Linked DNA regions of Homo sapiens: regions 1 and 2 are each linked to region 3. The links are chromatin loops, found by intact Hi-C in ENCODE. Cell type or tissue: PC-3. All regions are shown on one strand. Region 1 has its middle 21 kb from the start of SPANXC. Region 2 has its middle 33 kb from the start of SPANXA2-OT1. Region 3 has its middle 97 kb from the start of SPANXA2-OT1.

The links. A loop is a pair of places that touch in the nucleus more often than their neighbours do. Peaks named below come from ENCODE experiments on the same cell type or tissue, not always from the same donor. Only the 100,000 strongest peaks of a DNase experiment are listed, where the experiment ranks them.
Region 1: a loop joins it to region 3, with 7 times the contacts of the local background. A loop is called at or near these places in 2 of 110 quality-filtered maps.
Region 2: it touches region 3 in a loop (11-fold over the local background); 3 of 110 quality-filtered maps call a loop at or near these places.

What each region holds. Positions count from the first base shown.
Region 1 is chrX:141,217,236-141,225,235 of GRCh38, reverse strand. No RefSeq gene overlaps it. Among named protein-coding and RNA genes, the nearest start is that of SPANXC, 21 kb to the left of the region's middle. In PC-3, no CTCF peak of the experiment used is centred here; a DNase peak (open chromatin) is centred at 4,405; H3K27ac peaks cover 3,271 bases.
Region 2 is chrX:141,465,878-141,473,877 of GRCh38, reverse strand. No RefSeq gene overlaps it. Among named protein-coding and RNA genes, the nearest start is that of SPANXA2-OT1, 33 kb to the left of the region's middle. In PC-3, a CTCF peak has its summit at 6,298; DNase peaks (open chromatin) are centred at 4,207 and 4,647; H3K27ac peaks cover 2,590 bases.
Region 3 is chrX:141,401,453-141,409,452 of GRCh38, reverse strand. No RefSeq gene overlaps it. Among named protein-coding and RNA genes, the nearest start is that of SPANXA2-OT1, 97 kb to the left of the region's middle. In PC-3, no CTCF peak of the experiment used is centred here; DNase peaks (open chromatin) are centred at 3,042, 3,442 and 3,802; H3K4me3 peaks cover 718 bases; H3K27ac peaks cover 3,048 bases.

The DNA of each region.
Region 1 (8,000 bases), 180 kb after region 3:
AAGAATCAATATCGTGAAAATGGCCATACTGCCCAAGGTAATTTACAGATTCAATGCCATCCCCATCAAGCTACCAATGACTTTCTTCACAGAACTGGGAAAAACTACTTTAAAGTTCATATGGCACCAAAAAAGAGCCCGCATCGCCAAGTCAATCCTAAGTCAAAAGAACAAAGCTGGAGGCATCACACTACCTGACTTCAAACTATACTACAAGGCTACAGTAACCAAAACAGCATGGTACTGGTACTAAAACAGAGATATAGACCAATGGAACAGAACAGAGCCCTCAGAAATAACGCCACATATCTACAACCATCTGATCTTTGACAAACCTGACAAAAACAAGAAATGGGGAAAGGATTCCCTATTTAATAAATGGTGCTGGGAAAAATGGCTAGCCATATGGAGAAAGCTGAAACTGGATCCCTTCCTTACACCTTATACAAAAATTAACTCAAGATGGATTAAAGACTTAAATGTAAGACCTGAAATCATAAAAACCCTAGAAGAAAACCTAGGCAATACCATTCAGGATATAGGCATGGGCAAAGACTTCATGACTAAAACACCAAAAGCAATGGCAACAAAAGCCAAAATTGACAAATGGGATCTAATTAAACTAAGGAGCTTCTGCATAGCAAAATAAACTATCATCAGTGAACAGGCAACCTACAAAATGGATGAAAATTTTTGCAATCTATCCATCTGACAAAGGGCTAATATCCAGAATCTACAAGGAACTTAAACAAATTCACAAGAAAAAAAAACAAACAACCCCATCAAAAAGTGGGCAAAGGATATGAACAGACACTTCTCAAAAGAAGATATTTATGCGGCCAACAAACATGAAAAAAAGCTCATCATCACTGGTCATTAGAGAATTGGAAATCAAAACCACAGTTAGATAACCTCTCATGCCAGTTAGAATGGCAATCATTAAAAAGTCAGGAAACAACAGATGCTGGAGAGGATGTGCAGAAATAGGAACACTTTTACACTGTTGGTGGGAGTGTAAATTAGTTTAACCATTGTGGAAGACAGTGTGGCTACTCCTTAAGGATCTAGAACCAGAAATATCATTTGACTCAGCAATCCCATTACTGGGTATATACCCAAAGGACAATAAATCATTCTACTATAAAGACACATGCACGCATATGTTTATTGCGGCACTATTCACAATAGCAAAGACTTGGGACCAACCCAAATTCCCATCGATGATAGGCTGGATAAAGAAAATGTGGCACATATACACCATGGAATACTATGCAGCCATAAAAAAGGATGAATTCATGTCCTTTGCAGGGACATGGATGAAGCTGGAAACCATCACTTGCAGCAAACTAACACAGGAACAAAACCAACCACTGCATGTTCTCACTCATAAGTGGGAGTTGAACAATGAGAACATATGGACAAGGGAGGGGAACATCACACACCAGGGCCTATTGGGGGTTGGGAGCTAGGAGAGGGATAGCATTAGGAGAAATACCTAATGTAGATGACGGGTTGATGGGTGCAGCAAACCACCATGGCAGGTGTATACGTATGTAACAAACCTGCATGTTCTGCACATGTATCCCAGAACTTAAAGCATAATTTAAAAAATAAAAATAAAAAATAAGCAATTCATACTTGTTTAAATTAAATGTAAATTTCTTTAAATTTCTATATAACATGTCAGAAGCATGATACCATCTTTAAATGACTGTACTATATATTACTTTTAGCGTTTGTGAATTCCCATATGTCATGGAGAAATAAATTATGAAATATAAATATGCTGTCATTTTTTTTGCAATAATGAAAATTTATCAAATGCACTGTATTACACCATTTGAATGTGGCATATAAAATCTATGGTTTATTAGTTAATTTAAATATTGCATTAACAATGTCTTATTCTATAAAATTTAACACAATCTTATTTGCAACTTCAATTGCCACAGCTCCCACTGAAAACAGAGACTGCCACAGATTGACCCACAGGTACTGGACTTTTCTCCACAATCGCCATTACCAGCTGAGTGTGCCATGTTCTTTCTTCCAGGAAAATCACAGCTCAGCACGACTGGTGCAGTATTCTTAAGAAGACCTTCCTGTTCCTAACACAGTATCCGTATCTAAAAGCAATAAGGTCATCATTCTCAATCAAAAAAAGATGAATTATTTATGAACCTTAGAAATCATGAGTGGTATAAATAAGGATGATAAAAGGAAAGAGTATCTTTCTTCTCAACAGAATTAAAAATTTAAAAAATCAGACTATTCTTAGTTAAATAAACAGCATATGGATAGTGTCATGAGTAGCCTGCTTATTCATTCTTAATCCCTTATCAATCTCTTATTTCTATGGATTAGCTTCTTAGCACAGCTCATTTATGCAGAAGAACCTTGTCCAAATAAGGGAGAGAAATACTCTTGAAATGTTTGGCAGGCCACGAGTGCAGAATATTTGAAAGAAAATGTCATGTCGTGTCCACCTGGGTATATTTACATGTCTTTTCTTGATTTGTGAACCAAACAGTGTAGACTCCACTTGTCTTCAGTGGCTGTTTGAAGAATTTAAAAGAGTGAGACACCACTAGATCTCTGTGCCATCAGACAACCTAGGGTATTGGTTGAGACAGGTAAGCCTGAGTGTATGCTGAAAAGTATTTACTAGAGGATAGATGGGAGTGAGTTTCAGAAAACAGACTGATCTTGACAGTGAGCCTCTCTCCTACAGAAATCATTCATTGTGGGTAACTTTGGGAAGACAATGAGTTTTCATGTAAAGAAGGATGTTTTTGCTTTGGTTTTTGTTTTGTTTTGTTTTTGTTTTGTTTTGTTTTAGTTCTTGTAGTAAACTGATGGGAGGGAGAATGCTGGAACCCTTGTCAAGTCACTGATAGAAGGGGCTAACTGACCATACAAGCAATTGGTTTAGTGATATAATGTGCCAGAAAAGCTACACAGCTGAGCTGACATCTCCAGAATGAAACAATCGTCATTCCCACAGATAAGCATACAGCTGCTTTTCTGGCTTAGGTAGGGTCACGAATTTCATTTTCTTTTATTTATTTTAAACTTCATTTTATTTTCATGACATTGGAAAGATAAATATGATTCATACAGCTTGATGTTGTAGCTCAGGTGAGGCTATGGAATAGTAGCTGGCTTGCTGAGTCAATTAAGCAATAATTAATCACTTATTGACTGCAGAAACATACCAAGTTTATTTAAAGTTTGGTGTGATGGCAGCAGGGTATGTGTGTACAAATGTGTGTATGCGTCTGTAAAGTGTCTTCTCTGGTCTCCAGAAACCTAGAGATGAAATTGTGTTCCTGAAAATAGCCTGATTAAAATGCACTCTTTCCTGAACTCTTGTGGTTGTCTCATTGGTTTCCCACATCCACTTTTACTTATACTCATATCAGCCTGAGCAATTGGAGCCATTGGCCTGGAACACAAATCTGATTATGACATTCCACTGTTTAAACTCTCCAATGGCTTCAATTTTGTTGGAAAATAAAACTAAATTCTTTATGATGACATGAAATGACCATCACCATTGGCACTTGTCATAGCTTCCTTTACGCACCCTCACATAACCAAAAGATAAACTACACTGGACTGTTCCCAGAAAACAGCATAGGATGTTTAATTCCAAGCTTTTGAACATTCTCTTTTATTGCCTAGAATGCTGCTACTACCACACTCCATGAAGTCTTAACTCGAGTTTTAGCCTGGAGAAGCGTGAGTCTACTTTGAAAGACAGATACCCAAAATAGACAATTAGTCTTCTGCAGCAAAGCAGCAGATAAAGAGAATTGAAAATACCCTTGCAATGAACACCTAGTTAGTGCTGAACTAGATATAAAAAAGAATTCTTTCATGTACTTAGTTGAGATCGTAATTTCTGGTGTCCGAAATTAAGAAAAAACTGCTAAGTAAGAAGTATGTGAGTTAATATTAATGCTGTAACTACTACAGGGATAAGAATGATAAGGGGTTGTGGGTATCAGTAATATAAGAATTGGAGCTTTTGACATCCATCTGAGAACAGATTAGGCCTTTGGCTTATGGAGGAAAATAATTTGAAGTAAAATCCTGGCTTAAAGACAGGAACCTTGAAGGTCTGCATCTTTGGCTAAATGATGAGGTATGGGGGAATAAAAGAAATGACAAATTAAGATTCCTAACAATCCAGGGATACGACAAGTGAGAAATTTTGTGTTTTCATGTCTCTGGGTAGGAAAAAACCGTGAAAATATCTCTTCTAAAAATTCAAAGCTCTAGGTCTGTGCCACATGTGGATATGAAACTACACTCCACCTGTGTGATGCAGGAAACCTCAAGCCAAGAAATTGGCATAAAATTGGAAATAAACTGCCTTTATCCCTGGACATTGGCAAACATGAAATCATCCTGAAAGAATTTGCCTCCAGTCCAGATGACTCACAGCTTCCTGAAACTACTCATAGACATATAATAGTGAAACCGCAGACCAACAACAGGGGAACAATCCTTTCTTTTTTTTTTTATTATACTTTAAGTTTTAGGGTACATGTGCACAATGTGCAGGTTAGTTACATATGTATACATGTGCCATGTTGGTGTGCTGCACCCAGTAACTCGTCATTTAACATTAGGTATATCTCCATTTGGGGAACAATCCTAAGAGCTACCAAGGGAGGGAGAAGTTCACCTAACAAGAAGTAATATACCATTACATGGGTGTAAGTTTCTCAAAAGCAGTAAAAGAAGCCAAAAGACAATGAAATCATTACTTCAGGCAATGGAAGAAAGTAATTGCAAACCTAGCAATCTGTAACTGACTGATTATAATGTAAAAATGAACATACATTCAGATAAAGAAAGACTGAGAGGTCACCAGATTATAGATTTTGCTATAATGTTAATGGAACTACTATATAAAAATAAAAATTACACTCAGAGGAAGGACTGAGATGTAACAAGCAATGGTGAAAAAGAAGCTGATAAATACGTGGGTAATTTAAGCATGAGCTACATAAAACAATAACTGTAGCTTAACTTTAGATGGGCATAAAATGAAATGGAATTAAAATACTAGACATCTAAGAAGGGAAGAGGATGATCTCTGTAAAAAGTGATCTAAGAACTTTATTGTGCAAAAGGGGAGTAGAGGCACTGATAAGTTTAGAGTTTAAGTCACTTCTTTAAAATCTCAAAATTGATGACTAAAACATTAGAAATAAAATGTGAAAAAAAGGAAAACAGAAATGGATGAAATGTATTATTTATATGCTAATGGAGGAAAATGTAACAAAGATGAGCAGATTAGTAAATAGAATGCAAGAAAGGAGGGAGGTAAACTGAAGCAAAGAGAGAATCTAGAAAGAAATGCAAAAAGAAAATGGTACAAATATATTGAAATATATCTGTCATCACAATAAATGTAAATGTCCTTAATTGTCAGTTAAAATCAATGGTCTTATATTGCATATAAAACATGTAGCCATATGTTGTTTATAAGAGAGATGATTAAAATGTAAAGACCTTGAGACGTTTAAGATAAAGGAATGGAAGAAAACAAATCAGGATTAATGTGCCATGGGTATATTAATATCAATATTAAGCAAAACAGAATTTAGACAAAAGAGCATTTTTAGTTATATGATAATGCTAAAATGTATACTAAAGAGATATTAGTGGGAATTTATAAGCACCTAACACATAACATCAAAACATGTAAAACCAAAAATATTAGAATTATAAAGAGAAAAATCATAAATATATGATCATGGTGGAAGATTTTAATATCTCTTGCTCAGAAACTAATGAATCAATCAGTAATATATATAAAGACTATAAAATATTTGTATATCAAAATTAGCAAGCTTTATTTAATGGACATATAGAATCTCACACGTAGCAATTAGATAATAAAATTTTTTTTAAAGCACCAATGGGGCTTTATTAAAAAATTAACCACATTTTTTGTGGCACATAAACACCATGGAATATTATGCAGCCATAAAAAAGGATGCGTTCATGTCCTTTGCACAGACATGGATGAAGCTGGAAACCATCATTCTCAGCAAACTAACACAAGAACAGAAAACCAAACACCGCATGCTCTCACTCATAAGTGGGAGCTGAACAATGAGAACACATGGACACAGGAAGGGGAACATCACACACCGGGGCCTGTCAGGGGGTGGGGGACTAGGGGAGGGATAGCATTAGGAGAAATACCTAATGTAGATGACAGGTTGATGGGTGCAGCAAACCACCATGGCACGTGTATACCTATGTCAGCAACCTGCACGTTCTGCACATGTATCCCAGAACTTAAGGTATAATTAAAAAAAATAATTTTAATCCACAAAGAAAATCTTAACAAATACCAATCAATATCATATGGACTATCCATATGGTTTGAGATGAAATGAAATAACAGAAATAAAAAGCTAAAAGAAAACGAATTCCTTGCTACTTAGAAAGATTAAAATATATTTATAATAACTTATGGAACAAAGAGAAAGCCATAATAGAAATTAAATCATATTTTGAAATGAATGACAATGAAAACATTTCGTATCAACAGTTGTGATACACAGCCAAAGCAGTAATGACAGGGAAAGGTTTAGACCCAACTGCATACATCAGAAAAGATGAAAAGCTTAAAACGAGGGAGCCAAATGTGCTACACAAAAACCTAAAACAAAGAATAGCAGCACAAAAGCAAATAAAGTAGAAAAGGAGCATGTAAATATAAAAACCGAAGTAAAGAAAAAACAAAGAAATAATAGGAGCAATAATACAAAATGTATGTTTTTTTAAAAAAAGTCAAATAGATAAAAACTCTAGAAATAAAGATTAAAAGGGTAAACAAAAGAGCCAAATAAACAATATTATAAGTGAAAGTATGAACGTAACTGCAAATATACTTATAAAATTGTAAAAGTATAAAGGAATATTATGAACAACTTTCTGCCAGTATACACTTAAACATGTATAAGATGGACAATTTCCTAGCAAAACTTCTCAGAAGTGTGTCATAAAAACACTGAAAACCTGAATAAACTTATAACCAGTAAATATATTAAATCAGTAGATAAAAATCTGCCTGTGAAAATATGTCAACACGCACACACATAAACATATATGCACATATCCAGGAAATTTTCTAGTCAAGTTCTATCAAACCTTTAAGGAAGAGAGACCCCCGTATCATACAAAGTGTTCTTGGGGCCCAGCTTCAGTGTGATTGAAAAGCATCTTGGAAAGTTACGATGCGCAGTAGCCAAGGATGAGAACCACTGATCTGGAACTACCCCTTCATTTTGTAGCTGAGAAAGGTGAGACTTAGCCAGGTAAAGTGATTCAGCTCACGGAGCCAGTTATGTTCCTTGAATTGCAGGTGATATTTTTATTGGCACGGGAAGATCTCGTGAAAATCTCACTTGGACATTTTTCTCATACTGACCTGCAAATCTTACACTTTTCATACCTTTTCTCTTTTGGGAATGGTTATCAGTAGTAGAAAGTTGTGTTTTTGATGAGCCCATGATAGGAAGTAATACGTGGTTACTGAGCGCCATTTCACTTTGGAGCAGTTTTGAAATTGAAATCAAATTTTTCAGGAGGAGTAAAGCAGCAGAAAACAAATTTCCCACTTGACCAGCTCAACATTAGGTTTTCACAACACAGAAAACGAAATAGAAGTATTTCCTACTTTTTTTTTTTTTTTTTTTTTTGAGACAGAATCTCACTCTGTCGCCCAGGCTAGAGTGCAGTGGCGCAATCTCGGCTCACTGAAACCTCTGCCTCCCGGGTTCAAGCAATTCTCCTGCCTCAGCCTCTGAGGTAACTGGGATTACAGGCACATGCCACCACGCCTAGCTAATTTTTGTATTTTTAGTAGAGAGGGGGTTTCGCCATGTTGGCCAGGATGGTCTCGAACTCCCCACCTCAGATGATCCACTTGCCTCGGCCTCCCAATGTGCTCGGATTACAGGTGTGAGCCA
Region 2 (8,000 bases), 64 kb before region 3:
CTGTCTCCCCTAAAAATCCAAAAATTAGCCAGGTGTGGGGGCACACGCCTGTAGTCCCAGCTACTCAGGAGGCTGAGGCAGGAGAATTGCTTGAACCCTGGAGACGGAGGTTGCAGTGAGCTGAGATCTGGCCACTGCACTCCAGCCTGGGCGACAGAGCAAGACTCCATCTCAAAATAAACAAATAAGTAAATAAATAAAATAAAAAGAAATGGAGAACCTAAATGGAATCCAGTGGCCTCCCTAAGTTGAGAAGACAGAGCTAGGAGTCCAAAAAGGGAAATACAGCTACAAATTTCAGGGAAGAATACAAGAGAAAAGAAAGCTGCACAAAAAATAAGACAACTGCAGCGATTTGTTGAAGGTCCTTCTCAGCTTTAGTTGAGCATGAATCAGTGCATGAATATGAGGAAACTAACTGAAGCTGGAGAAGCAACTATCTGTAAACAGCAGAAAAAAACAATTCTTAGAGCTCAAACATTTCTTGTTCCCACAAGTCAGAGTGAAAAGCCTTGTATTTCACATGATATTAGGTAGGTTCGTCAGAGGGTATCGCCACAGTAGTGGAAGAAAAATAGTCCTAGATTAATAGCTAGTCTGGTTCTGTCTAATGAAGTTTACAAACAAGCCTTGAAAGAATCAATGTTTTTTTTTTCCAAGTAAATTTAAAGCATCTCAGATTTAAGTGTGAAAATAATATTAGGAGAAGAAAAACACCATCAAAAAGGTAAAATCCACATTGTCTGACATCAAATAAAAAGTTACCAATCACGCATGAAGGAAAGGAAATAAGAGCAGAAAAGCCATTCAATAGAAAGAGACCAGAAAATGGCACCTATAGAATGAGTAGACAAGAACATTAAAACGGCTACAGACGGCTGGGTGCAGTGGCTCATGCCTGTAATCCCAGCACTTTGGGAGGCTGAGGCGGGCAGATCACGAGGTCAGGAGATCGAGACTATCCGGGCTAACACGGTGAAACCCCGCCTCTACTAAAAATACAAAACATTAGCCGGGCGTGGTGGCGCAGGCCTGTAATCCCAGCTACTCAGGAGGCTGAGCCAGAGAATCACTTAAACCCGGGAGGCAGCGGTTGCAGTGAACCGAGATCATGCCATTGCACTCCAGCCTGGGCAACAAGAGTGAAACTCCATTTCAAAATAAAAAAATAAAAAAATAAAAAATAAACCAGCAACAATTACAATAGCATCTTTCTTTATTTGTCCTGAAACGACTACTTTAATAATCAATTGTTTGCTTGCTTTAAGGGTTGTGTCCACACAGTATATATATTTTGAAATGTAAGTGTTAAATTATTGAATAAAGCCTGCAACTCTCTGGATTTGTAAATTAAAACAATTCATATGCTTACACATTATTATTATTGACACGTTGTATGGGGGCATTTTGATATCATGCTGTTATAGAAACTAATCAGTTGTTATGGAAGTTATCAACACCTTCAACCATCATAATTTTGTAGTTTTCTGATAAATCACTCTTCAAATAAGGTGTCAAGGGCCAAAACACTTGTTAAGAAATAGAACTGTATGTCTTAACTAGGTGATTTTTGTAAAAAGTCCCTTTGACATTATTTAAAAAGATGTTCTTGATCTTGAATTTTCTTCCTAAAGTATCTAATTCCTGTTGATGAATGTAGCCCCACTTTACAAGATTGTTTGCATTTACCTTAAATCTTCATAACAAAATTCTTACTTGAAAAGCTAATGTGCAACTTATTTTGGACATATATATCTCATTTAAAAATACTTTAGCATGAGAACCTGAATAAAATATAACGCTGGGTATAGATAATTCATATTTTATTGATGTAAAAATGGGCTGTCTACATATACTCAGAACAGTAGATATTGTAATGTAAGCAAATGCATCATCTTAATAGAAATTTCTAAAGAGGCTTAGCTTAGTGTTTAGTATAGGTTAGCAGTTGAAGATAACTTAAGGAAAAGGGATTTTATGTATATCGATCTTTGAGTCTGGGACTCTGTTCTAAAGTATTTGCCTTATTTTTGAATTTTTAATCAATTATGAGATTAATCATCAACTCTATGCTTCAAGGCCTTTATTCCATAGAAGATGTTAATTATACAGCACATTCATGCAATTTAAACCTCTATGTCTTCTTCGTGCTATGCAAAATGTATCTTTATGATTTGCTGTGTCTGTCTATGCAAACCAGTAGACAAATTTTTGCCCAGACTATAATGTGCACCCAGTCAGCCCAGAAGAGCTATTATCATCACCTCTTCAGTGAAAAATATTGTGGCTACCTGCCAGCTACTTTATGATTTTTATTTCACTAGATTATACAAACATCTACTGAGTACCTAAGATATCCCAGGTTCCGTTGAGGATCAAAGGTGAACAAGACAATGCTGCGGCCCTCAAGATTTCATACTCAAGCAAGGGAGATGAGAAATTGGTCAAAATTATTCTATCAGAAATAATGTGCTAGAATATACCTTTGAATGAACTACAAAGTGCTACAGAGGTTTGAAGAAGGGAGTAGCTGCACCAGGAAGGCTTTGTAAATGAGATATTCCTTCAAGGACAGACTGAGCACAGAAAGGCATTGCAGGCAGTGGGAATTTCAGCAAAAGCACTGACGGTGAAGAGGAATATTTGTTGTATACAGGTTGAACACACCAACTCTGTAACATTCCAAAATCTGAAACTTTTTGAGTACCAGCATGGTGCTCAAAGAAAATGCTTTTTGGATTTCAGATATTTGCATTAGGTATGCTTGACTGGTAAATATAATGGAAATATTCCAAAATCCAAAAAAATCAAAAAATTGAAACACTTCTGGTCCCAAGCATTTAAGATAAGGGACAATCAACATGTATTACTCTGTGTCTGGGTCTGTACTGGGCCTTTACATTTGCTTGCTCATTTAATCCACACAAGCACCCTGTAATGTGCATGATACTCTTTCTATTTTGCAGATAGCACCAAGGCCCAGAGCTGGTAAATAAGTGGCAGATCTGGTATTGAACTCAGGCTGGGGTCACATGAAAGACCGTGTTCTTTCCTCACAGGGGTGAGAGAAAGCACAATCTGTTTGGGAAAAAGGAGTCGAGTTACTTAGAACATAGAATGCTGGAAAGGTAGCAAAATGAACAAGATCATCGGTGGAGTTCACGTAGAACCAAATGTGCTCTAGTAGACATTAACAAGTATTCTGGACAACGTCCCATGGTCGAATATATGGAAAATATTGCATGCTATATTCTAGTCCTGCCATGTAGAGGTTGTACACTACATAAATGAGTGTCGTATAATAAGCTACAATGTGAATATTTACCTCTAGAGTTGTACAGTGCACAACTTGCACAACCATATGTTGCCAATCAGCTCTATCTTATTTTTTTGGAAATTCACAAATCACATTAGGATGTGAAAGAGTTCAGAAACTCTTATAGTAATGAAATACGTTTAACCCACTAAATCTCAAAATTATTTGACTACAGAAGGGAAATTTCTTTAGTGTCTAATAATATCTCGTGGAATACTAGCATTCTATGAAACACAGTTTGGAAAGTGCTGGGCTAGCCAGTCATACTTGACAAGTCAGTATAAAGTGGAGTGACTTGGCCATATAGCCTTTGTCTGGAAATTCTGCCAAAGACACTCATCCATTAGTCTGGATGATGTGACTTCAATTTTCTAATGGAAAACATTTTCCTTGACCAATTCTTTCTTTCTTTTTTTTTTTTTTTTTGAGACAGAGTCTCTGTTGCCCAGGCTGGAGTGCAGTGGCACGATCTCGGTTCACTACAACCTCCACCTCCCAGGTTTAAGCAATTCTCCTGCCTCAGCCTCCTGAGTAACTGGGATTACAGGCGCGTGCCACACGCCCAGCTAATTTTTGTATTTTTAGTAGAGACAGGGTTTCACCATGTTGGTCAGGCTGGTCTCAAAATCCTGACCTCATGATCTGCGCGCCTCAGCCTCCCAAAGTGCTGGGATTACAGGTGTGAGCCACCACACCTGGCCCGTTCCTTCACCAATTCTAAGTTCAGAGGAACAGGGTCATCATGAGCAGAGCTTGTGTGCTTAGTGAAAATGGCTGTGGGTGTAATGAAATATTTATTCCCCAAGCGTTGAGATGGTTTGATGGGACCTGAGGCAGCTGGAGTCCCTGGGCCAGTCATTTCCTGCCCAAGCAGCCTCATCTATTTACCTCAGTATGCTGTACAAACATTATTTTTAAGGTATGCTACGATGTGGCAACGGTTGAGAAGCAATGATTTTGAAAATGCCAAGTTACTTGTTAAAGACTCCAGTCTAGATTTATAAGATAGCTTTTTCTTGTCCCATTTTGTTTAGCAGCTCCAGAAATAGTAATTGGTACAAGCAGTGTTAGAAGAAAACATCATTATTACAAAATATACTACAAGGAAAGAAGAATTAGATATTTGAGAATTATCTTTTTTTGCTATGTTGCTTTTCTAGTTGGGAACATCACATTAATCTGTTTTCCCCTCATGATTAAAACTTTTTGGGATAACAGCAATTATTCATTTATGTGCAAATATCTAGAAGATGAGCAATGTGAATCTATAACAGTAAAGGAGGCATTCAGGATGAGGTGGCAGAATTCCTTAAATAGTCATACTTCATTTCAATTGAAAAACTTTGCACAACTGAAAGAATGACAAAAATGCTATTGTTAAAGAAAAAAAAAAACTTTGGAAAGTTATGAATGTCTAAAATTTCCTGCAGTTATTTTTGCAAGGATTGATTCATATTCAGATTAGCTTCCTGCCAGATGGAAGAAACACACAGTAAATCAACTTTTGCAGGAGAGAAATCAAAAAGAAGCATAAGCTGCTATTTAAAGGGGTTTCTTCCTTTTTTGCCATATTAATAGCACATTAACCCTTAGGGAGTGTTATTGCAAGAAGCCAAACCACGGAGGCTACCATTCCATCCTTCAGGAAGAATAAATATTTTTCAGCCCAGTAGGTTGGGGAAAAATAGCTCCTTGGATTGCATACTCAAAAAAGTGTTTCTGTTTAATCATGGTCAAGTTTCATGCACTCCAAAGCAGTAATGAAAGAGTAAATGTATGGAAATAGGGAATGAATTCCTCCTCTTGCACCCAGTGAAACCCCGCTTTAGTTAATTGTTCCTGGGATGCATTAAGGATACAGTAGATGAGATGGATCGATGTCCTTGGGGGTATTCTAAACCAGGTGTGTGTTTTTTTGGGGGGTGGGGAGCGGTGCTGGCGGAGCCCCTCCAGTACCTTTAAGGAGCTCCCTTTATTATTCTGGCCATGTGATCCAAGTGCATCAGAACACAATCATACCACTTGGTTGTACCAGTGCTGGAGACTAGGTTTTCTCTCTGAACCAGCAGTCACTCTTCCTGCTTAGTTCTCTCCTTGTCCTTCCTTCTAATCTTCAACTTGTTCTTGTCCTGATGTCTTTGCCTCACAATTTCAACTTTATGCCCTTTTTGTTTCACATGTGATCTAAGCATTCCTTGTGATAATACCCTGCTCTCCACTGTAGTTGAATAAAGTATCCAGGCTGTGACCCTCCAGACTTGAGCCATCCTCAAGTGCCCTCTTTCCCCTATATACTGACTTCATGGGGATAGCTTTTCACCTGGCCTGTTTCAGCCTTGACACTTTGATGATAATGGTAGCAATGTAGCTATAACATTTGTTTTCTGAGCACCTACTGTGTGTCTATCTTCTCAACAGCCCTGTGAGAGAGGTATTATTATTATTCCAATTTTATAGATGAGGAAATTAGGCACAGATAGTTAAGAAAACTGCTCAAAGATTACAGAGCTTATAATTGACAGAACTTCGCTTCTGATGCAAATGAGTCTGAATTCAAAGCCTGTGCTCTTAACCACTATGCTATATCAGAGTCTTAAACTAAAATGCACCAATTAATCACCTGGGAATCCTGTTAAAATGCAGATTCTGATTCAAATGGTCTGGGATGGGACTTGAGAATTTTCATTTTTTTATTAGCTCCCAGGAGATGCCAATGTTGTTGGTTTAATGTACCAGACTTTGAAGAGCAAGAAACTATATAGGGTGCAGCATTTCAAGAAAACAGATGCTTTGGAAATCTCTTCCGCCCGAATTTCCAGAAGAGATGCTACAAATTCACCATACCACACCTGTGCATTTTTCATGTATTGGAGGGATAAGAATGCTGGCTCTTCCATGCAGTACCAAAAGCTGCCACCATTTAGTAAGCGCTTTCTCACTTCTAGTCACTGTTGTTGTAAGTGCATTTCAGAAACCAACTCACTTAATCCCTACAACAGACTTAGGCAAAAAGTCATACAACTAATAAAAGTGATGGAACTGGATTCATACCTAAAGAGTCTAGCTCTAGAGCCCACATATAACCAATATACGCTTTTTAAGTATAGCAGAGTGGTCTGAGATCAGCTTAGGGCAGTGGTTGACAGTGGGCTCTGACATTAGTTTTGAGTCTGGATTCATTACTTCTTAGGTGTATAACCTTGGATATGTCCTTAACATTATTCTGTTCATTTTAATTTCTACCACTTCTGGTGTCTGGTCCAACATGTAAGGTGCTTGGAAGTTGTTGCTCCTTCCTATCAACATGTGAAGAGCTGAACAAAAGGGAAAATCAACAACTATTCTTAGGCTATAGATTCATCAAAGAAGTGAGGTCACAGAGTAAATTGCTGCCCCCAAAATTGGAGACAGAAACAGGCAGACAAAGGGAATCACAGCTTACTAGAGCAGAAACCCCAAAGCAGAAACCTCCACAAGAACCAATGCCATAGTAAGAAAACGTAAACTGTAATTGGTGAAACGCTGGAGGCTCAGAGTGGACAACTCTGAAAGTTAAAAACTTCTGTTATATGGCTGCACTTACATTTTGTGAGTTTTTACCTTTTGGAGCTCTATTGGGTCTTCATAATGAGCATCAGAAAGTCCCCTCATGCTTTAGAAAAGTAAACATTCTGAAATACACCAAAGCATTTTGTTCTTCTTCAGAAGACATGTCCTTAGGAGAAACTACAGTATTTTACAAGAGTCTAACCTGCTGGGACTATTTCAGAACCTACTTGTGGGAAGGAAAATACCCAATTCCAGCTCCCTGTAGCCTTTCATGTGAGGAAAGGGAGATGCTCAACTCTCACCACTATAAACATTCTGTCCTATCCAAGGGGGAAGAAGCTGAGAAGTATTGGCTAAGTTCACAGTTTAGGGGCACAGGTTCACCAAAAGACAAAGCTAATCACCCGGCGCGGTGGCTCACACCTATAATCCCAGAACTTTGGGAGGCTGAGGCGGGTGGATCACGAGGTCAGGAGATCGAGACCATCCTGGCTAACATGGTGAAACCCTGTCTCTACCAAAAATACCAAAAAATTAGCCAGGCATGGTGGCGTGCGCCTGTAGTCCTAGCTACTTGGGAGGCTGAGGCAGGAGAATCGTTTGAACCCAGGAGGTGGAGGTTGCAGTGAGCCGAGATCACCCCATTGCACTCCAGCCTGGTGACAGAGTGAGACTCCTTCTCAAAAAAAAAAAAAAAAAAAAAAGACAAAGCTAATCATAAAGCTATAGAACACTTCACATGCCACCTTCAAACACATACCACTACATCATTCAGGGCCTCTTCATTGCAGTTTCTCTCACCCAATGTACGATGTTCATCCTTCAACAAAATATTACAAGGACATTACTGGCAAAACAAAGTTTGAAGAGATTGAACAAACATCAGAACAAAATTCAAATATATCAGGAATGGTGGCATTATCAGACGAGGAATTTTTTTGAAAATACGTATTATTGTACTAAGAGCTTTAATGGAAAAAGTAGACAACATGCAAGAACAGATAGATAATGTAAGCAAAGAGATGGAAATTCTGAGATAGCATTTAAAAGAAATGCTAGAGATCAAAGACACTGCAACAGAAATGAAGAATGCCTGTGATGGGCATATTAGTAGACTGGATGCAGCTAAGGAAAG
Region 3 (8,000 bases):
TTTTTTTTTTTCTGTTCATTGGTGAGCTAATCTGGGACTCTGTGTTCAGGACTCTCAATTCAATAGATATTAAGGTTTTAGACCAGAAGATAATACGATTGACTGAACATTAAATGCATTACATGATAATAATTGTAATTTTATACTTATTATGCACATGCAAATGTACTAAATTATTACAAAAGAAAAAAAACTCATTCAAACCAAAAGTTTAATTACAATGGAAAGAGGCATATTGGTTGGGCAACAGATAATAAAATATTACATTCCCTTGTTTTTATGTGATGCATTGTTCCCTCAACTTTACAGTGTTGGTTTGGGGTATTTAATTCTATTAACTGTTGCAATGAGATACTGAGAAATTTTATTCTTTTTCATTAGGATTGAGGATATATGCCTACAACTAAATACTTAAAGAACTCCGTGCCTAATGTTCTGCTCCTAACTACAACAGTGCATCACTGCGGCACCTCCATTAACTTGTTCAATATTCTAGAGACTGCTGTGCCTGGCAGTTGGAGAGCATCAAGAAGATAAACTATGAGAGCTATTTTTCACTCATATGTAGAGCACATCTGTTGACATCTCAAATGCTAATTAATAAATAAAAAACTTGGGCCTCATTCAGAATTGATATAAGATGAATTATTTCATTTTCTCTCTCCAAATATAGAACATGAATGGGAACTGAAGCAGAGTTCTCCCTTCAGTAAATCGGTTGTGCTGATTTACACATACCTACTTTATGTTGGGAAGAGAAAACTGAAGCTTACAGAGGTAAAATGACCTGCCTCCAAATTATGCAGCTAGCCAGTAGAGGACCTAGTATTTCTACTCAGATCTGTGTGATTCCAAGCCTATATATGTTCACTGTATCACAGAACCTCTAAGCAAACAATGGTGATAGTTTTCAGAGTAAGAATAACAATTCTCACAGCTCAGGTTACTTTCAGAGAAAGAGAGAAAAGAGTTTTTTTTTTAAATGGCATTTGTGTGTCTCTGTAGGAAAATGCATATTGATTTTTAGGCTGTGCCAAGAGAAACAGGGATACTTTGAGGGTCACATAGGCCCCTTTGCTAATTAGAATGTTGTCTGTGAGCTGTTTCTATTGGTTTCAGGGCTTATATTGACCAATCCTATCAAAGAGCTTTAAGGAAAGGCCATTATCATGCACAGTAGAAAAAAATACACTGAACATTGAATACCTGCATGGCTATGACTTATTATTATTATTTTTAAAAAAAATACCATTAAATGGCAGCCTTGTAAAAACCAGAAAGAGTTCCACTCACTTATGTGACAGAAAATACTTCATGGCAATATGTTTTAGTGACATGAGCCATTTTTCTCTCTTTAGATTTTTGGGATAAAGAAAATTATTGTTCTGTAAAGTCGTAATATAGGCATACACTATTACTGGAGCAGAGAGTGTGATTAATCCATATTCTGTGACACTTTTTCAGTAAGCTATATTTTATATAAAAAGACAGAAGTCTTAGGCTTCTTTGTGCAGTTGTAGTTGCTTGACCAGAACTGAATCCGTAGGTGTACTGATCCATTTATGAGAGAGAAAAAGTGATTCTATATTATATTAAATTATAAGGGAGTTTGTTCTGGTATCTCATAGTGGCTCATGCTCTGGTCTTTTTTTCTTATTATTTTGTAAAGAAGACAGTGAGACGAGTGATTTGTCAGAGTTATAGATTTTTATCTAGTTAAAGGTCAGGTGCTGAGCAATTGATTTGATTACTGAGCCATTGGGTCATTAAGTTGTCCAAAATAGCCTTGCTGCAAATGTTCATTGGCGAGCTAATCTGGGACTCTGTATTGAGGGCTTGCATTACTGTCTATGGAAAATACTAAGATAAAATTGTGAAAAAAATTGTAGTCAGAGATGGGTATGTCACAGAAGTACAAGATTAGTACATGAAACCATTTGTGATTCGAGGATATACATTCACTTCTTTTCCAAGCTCTTTTCTAAGGCCTGAAATTCCACTATTGAAGTTTTTTTTTTTTTTCATTAAAATCTGTGGCAACCTTAAGGAGTGGAATGACAAAGGTCTGGAATATGCAACATTGCCCAGAAGGATTGGACTGTGTGGAGTGCAGCACTTCTGAGCTTGCGAACAAAATGAAAATGCTGTGGGAAGCCAAGACCAAACTGAGCCTCCCTCCTTCAAAATGTTTTCAAGGAACATACTTTTCTGATCCCATTTTACAAAATCTAAAGAAACCTAAATTACAGCTAATAAAAAGAAGAGTGCTGGACTTGGAGTTCTGGGTACTAGCTCCAGTTGTGCTTACTTATCGTGTGCCCTAGGACTAATCAGTGAACCCCTATGTGGAAACTCTGCTTCCTCATGTAAAGCCTGAAAATTTCAGATGACGCTCTCTAAGCTCTACCATTCTACATTTTATAATGTAGATAGCTAGAATTTGATTCAGTTTTCAGGGAAATGCATAACACTTAGCAAACAGATGAATTATGTTTCCATTTCAACTACCATTGCCCAAATTAATTGTTTAAACCATAGAGTCTTAATTATTGTTGAGAGTGACTTTCAAGTTAATGATTCTGGTTTGGAATTTGGGGAGGGGCATTGTAGAATGTATTTCTACATACATTATTGTAAAAAGGGCATCCAGTTTTAACTGTGCCACTATCTCAGTAAATTCCATTTTACTCTTTCTGGTTTAGTTTCTTTATTTCTAAGTCCTTTTGAACTACTCTATTTTATCCTTTTCTATTTGCTCCACATAACAGCTCATCATAGATGTATACATTTTAGCTTTTATATTTTTTCAAGGAAAATCAGAATTTAATCATTCTAAATAATTGTTATATAATCATGATTTAAAAGGCAACTTTTTACATTCCCTGAAATATTTCTAATGTAGCCATATTTAGAAGCTTCCACAATCCTGCTCATAAAATACATAGTGGAGTTTTATAGTCTCTAAGAGAGCGTATATCCTCATGCTAGATAGTTTAGGTGTCCAAGTCATAGCATTTTGGTGACTCTTAGTCATTTCCTTGTGAGTCAACCATCTCAGGCTGCTTACATGCTTTTATGTTCTTCCAACTTCCATGACCAGAGGATGGATTAATTTCCTGTAAATATATACTTATACACATGTCCACTCGTTCCAAAGTGACATCAAATACCCCTTATCAATAGCAGTGTCAGAGCAAGCTTTCATTAAAGCACAGGAGAAGAGCTACTTTAAGTGTTGCTGAGAACAGGATCATAGGTCTATGAAATAGAGAGAGAGAGAGAAAGAGAGACTGCTGAGGCAACCTCTGTTTGCTCCCTGAGGTCACTCCTCTGCAGGTGTGGGAGAGCTGCACTTACACAATATTGCATACCACTGGATTGAGGATGGTAGCTAATGTTTATGGAACAAATAAATCTCTCAGTAGCATAAGTAGAAAATGACTCATGAAAATATAATCTGCTTCAGTGCTGTGTTTTCTGCTGGAAAAAGGATGAAAGCAAGTTATTACAGGCAGTTTTCCAAAGGAATCTCACCAATAATCTGTTTACCTTAATGTACAAAAAAATGTTGTTTTTTGTATGTCTCAATCCTTGTCCCAGCTTCCTTATTAGCTGTGTGACCTTAGGCAAGTTTCCCTTGGTTCCCTTATCTTTAAAACAGAGATACTAACAGTACTTATTTTATAGTCTCATTGTAAAGATTAAGTGAAATAAAGTATTTTTAAATGGTTTAGCACAGCACTGAGGTGATAGTAAGTGCATAGTAAATGTTATTGTTTTTAGTTGTCTACAACTTTGGGTGACTCATGAGCTCCTGGAGAGTGGAAAATGCTTTTGATGTATTATTCATCCTTGTATTTGACTGACATTGTTTTAGTGAGGTAAGATAAGCAATAGGTTTGGAGTCCTGGCTTTGCCATTTACTATCTCTGTGCCTTTGAGAGAGTTCCGCTCTTCTTCTCTTCCCATCCTTGCCTTAACCAGTGAGCTTCAGTAATAATTGTAATTACATTACATGTTTGAGATAGGAATTCAATCAGATAAAGTACATGGTGCTATTAGAGACCTCAATAAATTATAGCTGTTATTTATTTATGTGTGCTCCTCTAATGGTAGATATTATTATTATATGCATTACATTATTAAGTACAGAAGTTATTTTCCATTCTGCTGCTTTAGGTTAATTTATCATCAATAGTTTCCATGTTTTTTCTCATTGTAATAATTTTATTGAAAAATGTCTTAGTCCATTCCTGCTGCTATAACAAAATACCTTAGTCCAAGCAATTTATAAATAATAGAAACTTATACCTCACAGTTATAGAGATTGAGAAATCTAAGATCAAAGCACTAGCAGATTCATTGTCTGGTAAGGGCTCACTCTCTGTTTCCACGATGGTGCTTTGTTGCTGAATCCTCTGGAGGGAATAAACACTGTGTCCTCACATGGTGGATGGGACAAAAGGGAAAAAAAGGACTAGGGTGCCCCTTTCAACATATTTTATAAGATCACTTATCCTATTCATGAACACTCATGACTTAATCACTTTCCCAACGGCTCCACCTCTTAATATTATCACAGTGGGTATAAAGTTCCAACATATAAATTTTGGAAGGACACTGCTATGGTCTAAATGTATCCATCCAAATTTATACGTTGGAAATTAAATCCCCAGTGCAACAGTTTTGGTAGGTGGGGCCTTTTGGGACGTATTTAGGTCTTGATAACTCTGCTCCGATGAATGGATTAATACTGTGACAAAAGGGCTTGATTGAGGGGAGTTTGTCTTTTTTTGCCTTTCTGCCTTCTGCTCTGTGAGGACACACTGTTTTTCCCCTCCTGAGGACACACTATCAAGGTGTTGTCTTGGAAGCAGGGACTGAACACTTACTGGACACTAGATAATTGTGCCTTGATCTTGGACTTAACAGCCTCCAGAACTGTAAGAAATGCATTTATGTTCTTTATAAACTACCAAGTATCAGGTATTCTGTTATGGCCACATAAGTTACTTAGACACATACATTCAAATCATAGAAAAGGGCTTTATAATTCTGCCCTTCTTATATTGTTCAGGAGGGTTAGCATGTAGGGATCTAAGAAAATTGAACCTTATGAAAGCAGGAATTGTATCTGTTTTGTTTACTCATATATCCTATAAGTATTTGTGCCAGCCACCCAACAGGTGATCATAAAGTATTTTTGAATGGACATATAAACATAACAAAGAATTTTAGTTTAAGCATACTACTGGATTACAGTGTTAGAAAACACAGTGATAACTGAATAGAACACTATAATTAAAAGGGGAGGAAAAAATTTTAATTGTCTAATTTATTACCATTATTATATAGGAGTCAAGAAAATCTGCATCAATTCATAGGCCTGAGACCTATACAAGTTTTATCAACAAAATAAGAAGATTCAGTTGAAGATTCGAAGATAGTTGACTACATGCAGCCATATGGTATAGCTGCCACTGAGGGATCAAGATGACTGATGCACTCCTAACAGATCTTCAGAAGGAAGGCACTGAAGTGGATGGAGGGAAGGCACAGAAGATGGGCTGAAAAGAGAGAGGAAGCTGGGAACTCTGCACGGGGCTACTGTACCCTGGGACTCATTCCCGGTCCCGAATGGTACAAATGAGTGAGTTGAACTGGCAAGGAGCAACCTGGGCCTCTGGAATCCTGGCAGGAGGAAATCCCTAGACCACCATGGACACTTGAGTTGGCAGGGAGAGCTTCTTCCAGAAGTGCTAAGGTGAGTACACCAGCCTATGCGGAGCCCAGAGGGTTTGGTTTGGGAGTGTCTGTAGTGGAGCACAGCCACGGATGCCCATCCTTTCAGCCTTGACTTGCTCCCATAGGAGACTTTAGCCTTAGGGGAGCTGTCAGACCTGAACTCTGCAGGGCAGTCTTGCCCATCAAATGGGGCTGGTCCAACCTGAGCACTCCTTGGTCTGCTGGCCTCTCTCAGGACCCCATCCTGGTTGTACTTGCTTGCAATGCAGCGTTGGGTGCCCCAAGGCACCGCATCATAGCTCCTGCACTAGTGGACTGTGTCTGATGGATGGAAGCTTCGGTGGGGCAGCCCCCATGGCCAGGCACCATCCTGCCTACTCCCTCCCACCACTGTAGCTTCCCCAGGCCTATGGCTGCCCTTCATATCTGTCAGCACGTGTGTCTGTGAGTGGATTTTGCCTTACCTGCCCTGCCAGTGAACGTTTGTATGCACAACCTGCCCTGCTTCTGCTGCTGGTGGGAGTGCACTCTGCCCCCACTCCCCTGCCTTATCACCATTTCATTCAGAGTTTTGACAGGCACAGATGCTGCTAGCCCTGCCCCCATCAGCGCCCTGCCCCTGTGCCAACACTGCTGCTGGAGTGAAAGTAGGCATGCAGAACAGCAAGCCCTCCACAACCCTGAGCAGCCAGAGGGTGCACACAGACCTGTGCCCACCAATGCTCTGCCCCTGTGCTAACACCACAAGTGTGACAGCATGCACAACCACCAACAGGCCCCCCTCCTACTCCCCCTATACCAGCTGTGCGGCCTCTGCCACTGCTGTGAATGCCCACAAGAAGATAGGCACCCTGGCACCCACTAACACCCTGCTGCAGCCAGTTAGCATGCACCCGTCCATGTTGTTGCTTACATGCACCCCTTCATACTGTCACTGCCACTGCTGCTCGGATGTGCAAATGAGAAAAGATCCCGCTACCATTGCCCTAAGAAACGCTTTGGCTGGCACCAACCATCAGAGTGTAGTGACCACTGGTCCAAAAGCATTTTGGTCCCCTAGTGCAGTGGGTTGATAACCTCAAGAAGCCAGAGAATAACACTGGGGTCTGATACAAGTCCCTCAGAGTTGGAGCACGCAGTACAAAAGTTGAGAACTGAGCCTTGGCCCCTAAAATTTTCCAAAAATGAAGATAGTTAACTGAACCCACCTGTGATAGTTAAAACTGAGTGTCAATTTGATTGGATTGAAGGATACAAAATATTGATCCTGGATGCATCTGTGAGGGTGTTGCCAAAGGAGATTAACATTTGAGTTAATGGGCTGGGAAAGGTAGATCCACCCTTAATCTGGGAGGGCACAATCTAATCAACTGTCAGTGTGGCTAGAATATAAGCAGGCAGAAAAATGTGAAAAGAGAGACTGGCTTAGCTTCCCAGCCTACATCTTTCTCTGGTGTGGATGCTTCTTGCCCTCGAACATCAGACTCCAAGTTCTTCAGTTTTGGAACTCAGACTGGCTCTCCTTGCTCCTCAGTCTGCAAATGGCCTATTATGGGACCTTGATTGTGTGAGTTAATATTTAATAAACTCCCCTTTATATACATATATATATATATATATATATACATATATATATATATACATATATATATATACATATATATATATACATATATATATACACATATATATATACATATATATACACACATATATATACATATATATATACACATATATATATACATATATATATACACATATATATATACATATATATATATACACATATATATATACATATATATATATACACATATATATATACACACACACATACATACATATATATATATATATATACCATTAGTTCTGTCCCTCTAGAGAACCCTGACTAATAAACCACTTTATACCACCATCAAACCCTCAAGGTCATCAAACAAGATAAAACAAACAAAAAAAAAGCCCTCCCAAAGGACAGTAACTTCAAAGACTGAAGGAACACCAGCCAACAAAGATGAGAAACAAGCAGTGTCAGACCTCTGACAACTCAAAAACCCAGAGTGCCTTCTTTCCTCCAAACGACTGTGCTACCTTTTCGGTAAGTGTTCTGAACTGGACTGAGATGGTTGAAATGACAGAAATAGAATTAAGAATGTGGATAGGAACAAAGATCATTGAGATGCAGGAGTACATTGAAACCCAATCCAAGGATGCCACGAATCCCAACAAATGATATAGGAACTGACAGACAA